2 separate regions of the Homo sapiens genome follow, and region 2 is linked to region 1. The links are chromatin contacts, found by Hi-C or POLR2A ChIA-PET in ENCODE. All regions are on one chromosome and are shown on one strand. The core of a region is the stretch at or near the end of the contact, and the rest is flanking DNA. Distances in the headings are between cores, read along the strand shown.

The links. A loop is a pair of places that touch in the nucleus more often than their neighbours do. ChIA-PET counts read pairs that join two places held with the same protein, here RNA polymerase II (POLR2A). Pooled maps may share reads with other maps.
Region 2: a loop to region 1 is called in a pooled map, with 2.7 times the contacts of the local background. The contact joins two enhancer-like sites. A Hi-C loop is called at or near these places in 5 of 168 maps with a recorded cell type or tissue (endothelial cell of hepatic sinusoid, endothelial cell of umbilical vein, heart left ventricle and 1 more) and 8 of 50 pooled maps. POLR2A ChIA-PET finds 5 or more read pairs at or near these places in 1 of 52 experiments (IMR-90).

The regions. Positions count from the first base shown.
Region 1 is chr12:62,681,549-62,686,490 of GRCh38, reverse strand. The region is part of intron 8 of PPM1H (protein phosphatase, Mg2+/Mn2+ dependent 1H); the gene reads left to right. Among named protein-coding and RNA genes, the nearest start is that of MIRLET7I, 80 kb to the right of the region's middle. Within about 2 kb of position 2,155, at least 18 of the 41 ENCODE cell types and tissues checked have a DNase peak (open chromatin) inside an H3K27ac peak, as active enhancers do; they include heart right ventricle, where a contact is called at or near this core.
Region 2 is chr12:62,791,139-62,796,019 of GRCh38, reverse strand. The region is part of intron 3 of PPM1H (protein phosphatase, Mg2+/Mn2+ dependent 1H); the gene reads left to right. Among named protein-coding and RNA genes, the nearest start is that of PPM1H, 140 kb to the left of the region's middle. Within about 2 kb of position 1,904, at least 12 of the 41 ENCODE cell types and tissues checked have a DNase peak (open chromatin) inside an H3K27ac peak, as active enhancers do; they include heart right ventricle, where a contact is called at or near this core.

The DNA of each region.
Region 1 (4,942 bases), core at 906-3,405:
GTAACTGGACTCGTGGACTTTTCTATTCTCCCCCTTACAAGAGAGGCATTTGTCAGATAACTTAAATGTTGCCTTCACCTTTCTACTTTCCAAAAAGCATCCGTAAAGGTCTTGATTTTGCTCCTTAAAGCAAAGTAAAAACCTCCTTCTCCACCTCCCTTTCTCACATTTACTTTTTATATAAAATGAGAAGCAGCAGCTCCACTTGGCTTGAAGGAGAGTGCTCTGTATGCATTAGATTTTAGATCTTCCAATCTCTCTGCTACTGCAGATCTCAGGAAGGGACTGTAGGTTTAAAACTTGGGCCTGCATGGAAGAGTCCCTGAGAACTCGGTAAGAATCCCAGGTGGTTGGTGAGAAACCTTATGTCACCTCGCTGAATGATACTGGTTTGTAGGACACTGAGTTGGTCACTTCAGCATTCGTGGGAGTGGAGAGGATTTAGAATGAAACTGTCAACCTCTGCAAAAATTTAAATGCTCTTAGAAAAGTTCTAGAGTTGAATAAAGTGTGGCAGTTTCAATAATAATAAAACTAATTGTTATTAACTACTTAGTCTGGGTGAGACAACATACCAAGTTTATTTTTAATTGACAAATAATTATGTATATCGATGGGATATAGTGTAACGTTTTGATATATGTTTACATTATGGAATGACTAAGCTAATTAACATATTCATCACTTCATATACTTATCATTTTTTGTGGTGAGAACTTTTAAAATCTACTCTTAACAATTTAAAAATACACATTATTATTAACTGTGGTCATGCTGCCATGCAATAGATCTCTAAAACTTATTCCTCCTGTTTAACTGAAACTTGGTATCCCTTGACCAACACCTCCCTATCTCCATGCAACAAATTAAGGTTTTTACAGGACACATCTCATTTAATCTTCACAACAACACTGTGAGGTAAGTATAGTTATTATACCCAATTTACAGATTGGGAAATTGGAACCAAGGAAAGTAAAATAACCCCCAAAGTTATACAGTTAATAAGTAGCAAGCTGGTACTTGTACCCAGGTCTATTTAATTAGATCAGGTTCTGTAGGGGAGAGAAGCCAAATTCAAGGAAATTTATTTGGTCAGTGTTTAGGGACGTACCAAGTACTGGTTCAAGGGGCTCTGATGAGGGTGCATTTGTCTTAAACCTAAGAGAGCAACTTTGTCTTGGGACCTTGGGGGCCAGAGTTTCCCAGAGAAATACTATTGGCCTCAGATTGAAGTTGTGGAAAATGATGGTATAGTAGAAAGGGTAATTGGGAAAGACAGTAATGGCCTTTGTTGTGTGTGCAAACCGAGACCAGACAGAATTGTGCAAAGTAACACTGTGCACCTATAATTTAGCTTAATGGGTATGTAGTGCGTCTAAGATTCTCTTGCACAAGATTAAAATTGTTGTACATGTTAAATGTTTCCAGATGGAGAGGCCTCCACCAGAGCCAGGAAGGGGTGGCGGGGGGAGGGGGTGGAACTGTTAGAAGGGAAGCGGAAGAGCAGCTTGAATTGGCTACTATGGAGGAGAACACAAGGGAAAAAAATAGGTACAAGGAACCCCCTGTCCACAATTTTTGGAGCAGGAACCCCCTTTCCCTGGGTGGTAGTGACAAAAGCATTCCCATGAGAAGTGGCCTCTGTTGGGAGCCTAGAAAGCTCGATTAACATACTGAAACCACCTAAGGAAGAATAACTGACCCACTTCCTCTCTCATTATCCCATCCTGGGCCCACCTTCTTTCTGTGACTCCCTAAGAACATTCCCCTGCTATGTTCTGTCTTTGCCAGGCGTGGATCTTTATTTCACATTTGGGTTCTAAATTTCAAACCCAGCTCAGTCTGGTAGTTTTAACAGTTGTAGGGGGCTGGGGGTGGAATGTGTTTGAATTCTGAGAAAAAGTGCGCAAAAATCTTCTTGGAAATCAGCATTGTTCCCATTCATCATTGTGGCTCCTAATTTGATTTGATGAGTTAAATAGAAATAAATCAAAAACATGTGGATCAAATTTATGTTAAAAAAAAAGAAACTCACAGGAGTTTAAAAATTAGTGAAGGGTTTCTAGCCAAACACATTTTCAGTTTCGCTGAACACAAGGCGCTGGAAAAATCTCGAGTTTGCCAAACCCAAAGAGCAGCCGCCAGGTTTGCTGAGCTTCTCTCAAACCTTCCCCAGTCTAAGGCAGGGATTTCTGGCCAAGAACTGAATTCCAAGAGAGGCCCTCACCACCAGTCGAGCACAGGCCTGTTGTCTGGAGGTGTGGGTTGAGTGTAGGGGATGTTTTGACTCCCCTCTAGCCTACAGTGCCTGGTTTTTTCTGCCTAACAGCATAGAGTGCAGCCTCTCCCCCAGCATAAGGAAAATGTTCCCAGCCAGGTCCCCCATCCTCTTGCTTAGTGAAGTTTGCCATTAAACTTTTTTATACTGTCCTGAAAGAGTTCAGTGGAGAAGGATAGGATTTGTTAACTCAAACGCACTGGAGCCCAGGCTCTCCTCACATTCTTCTTTCTCAGCAATTCTCCCAGTCCCAGTCCAGCACACATCTCCTGTTCTGTAACTCAGACAGCCCAGCACAGGCTGGCAGCCCAAAACTCCAGATGTTCTCTGTGCCACACCCCTTCTTGGCCAGTGACAGGCCCTCCGTAGAGCTAGGATTCTTCTTAATTTCACCCTTCTTTCCAGCCTCCACTCAAAGACTGTGCTGTTGCCTTTAGCCCCATTTTGGGCTCTTGGAGAAACAAGGCCCTCTCTATTTGGGGCCAGTTTGCGGAGCCAGCTCTCTCCTCAGCTCAGCAAGCCCCCTTTCCGCCCCTGCTAGACTGAACCACAGGGGCCCAATTTTATTTCTGCTTCATTTTTCCTTTCCTTGGTTATCAAGATTCCTATCAGGTATTTTTTATAACTCCAGATCACTTATTTAGCTCACTCTCCATTTTCTAAAATCTAGATTTTCTTTTTCTTTTATCTGAAACAGCCTTCTTTAAAAGAACAAAGACCTTAGACTGTAGTATCTGAATTCCAACCCAGCACCAGTGTTACCAGAGGACTGCACAAGCAATCACAGCCTGTCTTTTCTCTTCCTTAAGGTGGGGTAAAAATCCCTATGTTGACAAGTTGTTAGGAAAAGCAAATGAGAACATCAGTGAAATGAGAGCATCAGTGAGAACAAGATGTGGTACGTGGTCAGAGATAGTAAATATTAGTCTTCCTTCCCCACCGGCTTCTGGAGGTCTTCACACTTAAAGATTCCTTGTATTCACTTTCATATTAATAGAGAATGGGCCAGGCACAGTGGATCACACCTGTAATCCCAGCACTTTGGGAGGCCAAGGCGAGAAGATCATTTGAACCCAGGAGTTCAAGACCAACCTGGGCAACATGGAGAAAACCTTGTCTCTACAAAAATAATAATAATAATAATAATAATAATAATAATAATAATAATAATAATAATAAATAATAAACTCTCCCAAATGTAGTATCTATAAATAATAAATTTATAAATAATAAATTAGTGGTACCTGCCTGTAGTCTCAGCTACTGGGGATACTGAGGTGGGAGGATCACTTGAGCCTGGAAGGTTGAGGCTGCAGTGAGCCATGATTGTGCCACTGCACCCCAGCCTGGGCGACAGAGAAAGACCCTGTTTCCCACCACCCCTCCCCATGAAAAAGAGAGAGAATGAAGGCCAGGCACAGTGACTCACGCCTATCATCTCAATGCTTTGGGAGGCTGAAGTGGGAGGATCACCTGAGCCTAGGAGTTCAAGACCAGCTTGGACAATATAATGAAACCCTGTCTCTACAAAAAGTTTAAAAATTATCCGGGCATAGTGGTGCACACCTGTAATCTCAGCTACTCAGGAGACTGAGAGGCCAGAGAATCACTTGAGCCCAGGAGTTCAAGGCTGCCTTGAGCTATGATCACACCACTGCTCTCGAGCCTTGGTGACAGAGTGAGACCTTGTCTCTTAGAATTCCTACTTTTTTTGGGATTCCCCCATTTTCTCCCATGAAAACATGAATAATATTTAACATGTTTACATCTTAACATTTATAATCTTCTGATTCTGGGTGACTTTTTGTTCCCAAGCCAAAATCCCATTTGGAGAAAGAACATATTTTGTTGTATTTTGTGCTTTCTACAGTCTGGCCCATTCATAAGAAACAATATTGGTGCATACTGACATGGGAAAATGGCTGTGCCATCTGAAGTGAAGCAGAACATGATTGTTCATACAAAGAGAGTGATGATATGCAGAAAAAAGCATATATGCATGGCCGAAAGTCTTGAAGTTTTAAAAAATGGTAACAGTAATTCTATTTGGAAGAGGAAGAAAAATTTGTTTTAAAGAATTTCCTGGACACCTCAAAAAAACCTGGAGGCCATATAATATGGTGGTTAAAAAACTTAGACTGGTAATCAGTCTTGACTTCAAGCTCTATCGTTGCACTTGCTAAGTGACCTTGAAAAAGTACTTCCCTGGATCTCAGGTTCCTGTTTGGTGAAAAAGAGGACAATAGAGTTGTTATACTAAGGAAACCAAGGAAAAAACTGAATGACATATGAAGTACTTAACAAAAAACCTGGCATAATAAATATTAGTTCCTAGCTCTTCTTCCTACTCCATTACAACCACAAAATTTCAGTGGTTCTTTCCATAGGTATCATGAGTCCGGTGGTGTTTACTGAGTAGAGCACTGGGGAACATATCTTCAAGGAATTCAAATTTGTGGCTAGTTAGATGGTTAGCCAAAGAAGGATGAGCCATAAAGCATGTGTTTCCTGCTTTCTAAGGGACTAGGGGATTTGGATATAGGAGGGAGAAGTATATCATCTAAAGAAAAAGAGATAGGACAATTTCTTTTTTTAAAGAAAGGAAGAAATCGTCTAGTGTGAAATAAAATTTGCCTTATGGGGTCATTTGAGTTTGAAAGATTA
Region 2 (4,881 bases), core at 655-3,154, 110 kb before region 1:
CTTTGGTCCACACCTATAATCCCAGCACTTTGGGAGGCCCAGGTGGGCAGATCACTTGAGGCCAGGAGTTCGAGACCAGCCTAACCAACATGGCGAAACCCTGTCTCTACTAAAATTATTAAAAATTTAGCCAGGCGTGGTGGTACATGCCTGCAATCCCAGCTACTTGGGAGGCTGAGGCATGAGAATCATTTGAATTCCGGAGGCAGAGGTCGCAGTGAGCCGAGATCACACCACTGCACCCTAGCCTGGGCAACGGAGCGAGACTCTGTCTCAAAAACAAAACAAGGCTGGGCGTGGTGGCTCACGCCTGTAATCCCAGCACTTTGGGAGGCCCAGGCAGGTGGATCACGAGGTCAGGAGATTGAGACCACGGTGAAACCCCGTCTCTACTAAAAATACAAAAAAATTAGCTGGGCGTGGTGGTGGGCGGTAGTCCCAGCTACTCGGGAGCCTGAGGCAGGAGAATGGTGTGAACCCGGGAGGCGGAGCTTACAGTGAGCAGAGATCGCACCACTGCACTCCAACCTGAGTGACAGAGCAAGACTCTCTGTCTCAAAAATATATATATATATATATTTTATCTGGGGGCATTTGTAGTCCCACATTATATGAATATAGAAATATGCAATATCTTATTTATTTTGATATTCTAAATAACAAAAGGAGGTAGTGAAATGTTGACACCTTTCCAAAAGGGATACACTGTTAAAAATGTTCAGAAACACTCAAGTCAAAATAAATAGTACCTATTTCTGGGGAAAAAGTAGGTACTAGTCACAAAATACAGACGAACAGAAGAGAAAAAAATGCTTCCAATGAGGGGAGATGGTAACAGTTTCATCAAATACTATAAGCTTCTTTGAGAGCAGTGCTTTTCATCTTTGGTCCTCGGGTTGCCTGGCACAGCTTGGGGCTTGTGGTGAAGGTGACCTATGACCACTGGTTTTTAATACTTACTGTGTACACTGTCAGAGGTAGGTGTGCCCCTACAACCCCCTGATTGTATCTCAGATCTTCCTTCATAGTGTGAAGGCTATGTAGCGAATCCCTCCTGTGTCCACTATGAAAAGTGAGCCATGGCTTCCTAAAGGACCAAAATCTCAGGAATTTTCCGACTGACTTCAATTCTGCTTCCCAGCAAGGCCTGGCTTAGCTCTGTTTTGTCACCTATTATATTTATATTGTCGCTTGGCCCAGGACAATAGGTATAAATAAGACAAGTGTCTTCTAAGTCCTGATTTCAAACCTCCTCCCTACTTCTCCACCCTCCCAAAAACATGGTTGAATAATCAACATTTCAGACTCATGGAGGAAGTCGATTCCACTGCAGGGTTAGTTACAGGAAGCCTTTGCCCTCCTAGGGATCAGAACCAAGTTAGCAGTGATTACCGTTTTAACCTGTTAACTATGGGATTTGAGCTCTGGACATAGCCGGGAGGATCTCAGAGTTCTATTTCCTTTTAAGAGTGGGTCTAGATTCCCCACCAGAGTCGGTTCTTAGGAAGGGAAGAAAATGGCAATATTTTAACTTATGGAACTACTATATGTAATTCCATCACTGGGTAAATGATTGGAAATACCAAGCAGCTAGACTTTGTTGATAAAAACCTTATAAATACATGGTGACATTGTGACAAAAAGGGGGCAAAGTTTATAGTTTAGAAATCTATAAATTAGTGTTTATAGATTAATTATAATAAATAAATTAGTGTTTTCCAAAATTAGCATGTTAATGGTAAATTGGGAACCCACATAGCTGTCTTAAATTTAAGTTGGTTTTGTTCTCTTTGTTTTTGTTAGAACGGGAAGTTTCTCTAGGAAGGAATGAGCATGTGATTCCACCAGCAGCCGGCAGGTGGCAATAGTAGGCAGTAGAGTGCTGGCTTTTCTTCCCCATTGCCTGGCTGGCAGATGGCCTTGTTCTCAGAATAAACTGGGATCAGATTTGGATACTAAAACCATGCAGAATCTGATTATTTGTGACTGACACTATTAGCAATGTGCTCAGAGCCGTGTTTTAACTCAGCTAGGGGGAGCTGCCAGGTCCTATTGAAACTACCCAACACTTGCTCCTTTCTGCTACCAGATATTGCTTTCCTTTTGCAACCTGAAATTGGTAGGAAACAAAGAATGACCTTGGAGTTGCATCATCTATGAGACTTTCAAACCAAATTATTACCATCCCGGGCAATATTTTTCTCTTGCACTTCTTTCCTGCTGAATTAGTCTCATTGCACACACATCTCTGTTTGCCTTTTTTTTTTTTTTTTTTTTTTGAAACGGAGTTTCTCTCTTGTTGCCCAGGCTGGAGTGCAATGACGCGATCTTGGCTTGGCGCGATCTGGGCTCACCGCAACCTCCACCTCCCGGGTTCAAGCAATTCTCCTGCCTCAACCTCCCGAGTAGCTGGGGTTACAAGCATGCGCCATCACACCCGGCTAATTTTGTATTTTTAGTAGAGACGGGGTTTCTACGTGTTGGTCAAGCTGGTCTCCACTGCCCGACCTCAGGTGATCTGCCTGCCTCGGCCTCCCAAAGTGCTGAGATTACAGGCGTGAGCCACCGCGCCCGGCCCTCTGTTTGCTTTCTCGGCTCCCGTTTCTCCTTGCAACAAGGAGCAAAATAAAATCCCACATCTTAAAAACTGGATCCATTGTTTGATTTAAAGATTAACCTCGCTTAAATGTTGTGTTTAAGCAGACACAACAGAAGATAACTCAGTCCTGCTACCTAGAAAGTTGCCCTGCAAGGTCTTCAGGACTATTGATTAAGCAGATAAATCAATTATCTTGTTAATTGAATCTTAAGAGTCATTTAATCGATCCTTTTAGACCATACTTGAATGATAGTATATGCATGTGTTTTGCTAATCAGTTTATTCTAGACACAGGGCTCGGGGTTCATTGACAGCAAAAATAGGGAGATATTCTAAATCAGTCCTTGCTTAGCACAAAGCAGTAAGCAGTTTTTCCCGTGGTTTCATTGATTTTTGTAAAAATACCAAAAACTTGAGGTTTTTAAGAAAATACTTCCATGTTTTTATTTATTATGTAGAATATTAAAAACTTAATCTAATCTGAAAGGTGAGGATTTGAAGAAAAAAGGTAGATAATGCAATGGTAAATGTATCTTTATTGACTTAATATATCATGTTTGCTCTGATAGTAAAAGAACCACCCAGATGGTCCTTTAATGTTCCTTTCAGTACTAAGATTTTGTGAAACATCTTTTAAAGAGGAGTAGGTGGTGTATGTAGGGAAAAAATAAATGTGCTATTTTGGCTTCTAGGGAGGAGGGGGAGGGAAGCAATTATTTTTAGAATATGTTCTAGTTGCACACGGTTTTAGAAGAAATAGAAGAGTGTGTTTTAACGACAGTGAATCCTTCAGGGGGATGAAGTCTATGGAAACACGTCTTTCAAATCCTTCCCACCATGATCCCAGAGAGGACACTTGTAATTAAAGTGTGTGTGTGCACATGTGCATGTATGCACACTTATGTTCCCACACAAATGTGGGGGAGGGAAGTGGCAAACGCATGCACATGTTAGCAAAGTTTCTTGGATTAAAAAGTACTTAAGTTCACTCTTTATGAGAAAGTGCTGCCAAATTTAGCATTCCTTATTCAGGGGGAGCTACAGAGGGAATGTAGCTGAACGTAGAAAAAGGTGAAAGAAATAATGAAATCAGTTAGAAAAAAAATATTGAGTCACACTATTAATATAATACCAAGGGGTTAAATGGGTAAGCTAACTGGAATGTTTCCCCCAAAGTTAAAGCAGAAAAGTTTTAGTGCTGAGCTCTTTACCTTGATTTTTTCCCCTAAGCATTACATAATTTTCTAAGCAGAATTTCTTGTGATAGAAACCATGATAAATAATGTACCTACCTGTGGTGTAGCCCGAACTTGCTTAACTGAGTCCCAAAGGAATTTGTTGCCGTGGACGGCCCTGTTACGTGGACTTTTTGCACCATAACGTTTCTACCTTTTGGATCATACTAGTGGTTTGATCAAGTCTATCAAACAAACATCATTCACATTCTAGTCTATAGACAGTATACAAGCAGTAGGTGTTCAGATAATTTTTTGAGATGAAGTCTCGCTCTGTTGCCCAGGCTAGAGTGCAGTGGTGTGGTGCGATCTTGGCTCACTGCAACCTCCGGCTCCCGGGTTCAAGCAATTCTCCTATCTCAGCCTCCCAAGTAGCTTGGACTATAGGTGCACACCACCATACCCAGCTAACTTTTTTTGTATTTTTAGTAGAGACAGGGTTTCATCATGTTGATCAGGCTGGTCTCAAAATCCTGACCTCAGGTGATCCACCTGCCTGAGCCTCCCAAAGGGCTGGGATTACAGGCATGAGCCACCACGCCCGGCGTTTTCAAATAATTTTTAATAAATATTGTCTTTCAGCCTTTTAGGTATTCAAGCAAATATTGATTCTGACAGTGAAAAAATAGTCTCTGTAGCTGAGCAGTTCCTTTTGATGTATTGGATGCAGACTCTTTATCAACTTATATAATTCAGTAAAATATGTATCTATCATAGTATCAACTTTATATGCGTTCTTTAAATGCAAAAAAAGTAGCAATTCCATCCACAAACCCCTTAGTAGGGTTTGGGGTTCTGTTTTTATGGGTTTTCTTGGAGGTTAAACAGGCATCTTGATGTTTTCCTTCTCCTCTCTTCTATTTGCTTGAGATAATTCTTCCCACCTGACACCCGTGCCCCTCCTCCTCATCCTCCAGCCTTCTACCAGTCTTGTGTAGGTTCTGATAACCATTCTTGGCAGTCAAGCATTTTAATTGAAGCATGGGTTTCTGCTTAATTATTATCTCAGCGAGCGTTGGCATTGTAAGCTTTTCATTTGTGAATTGT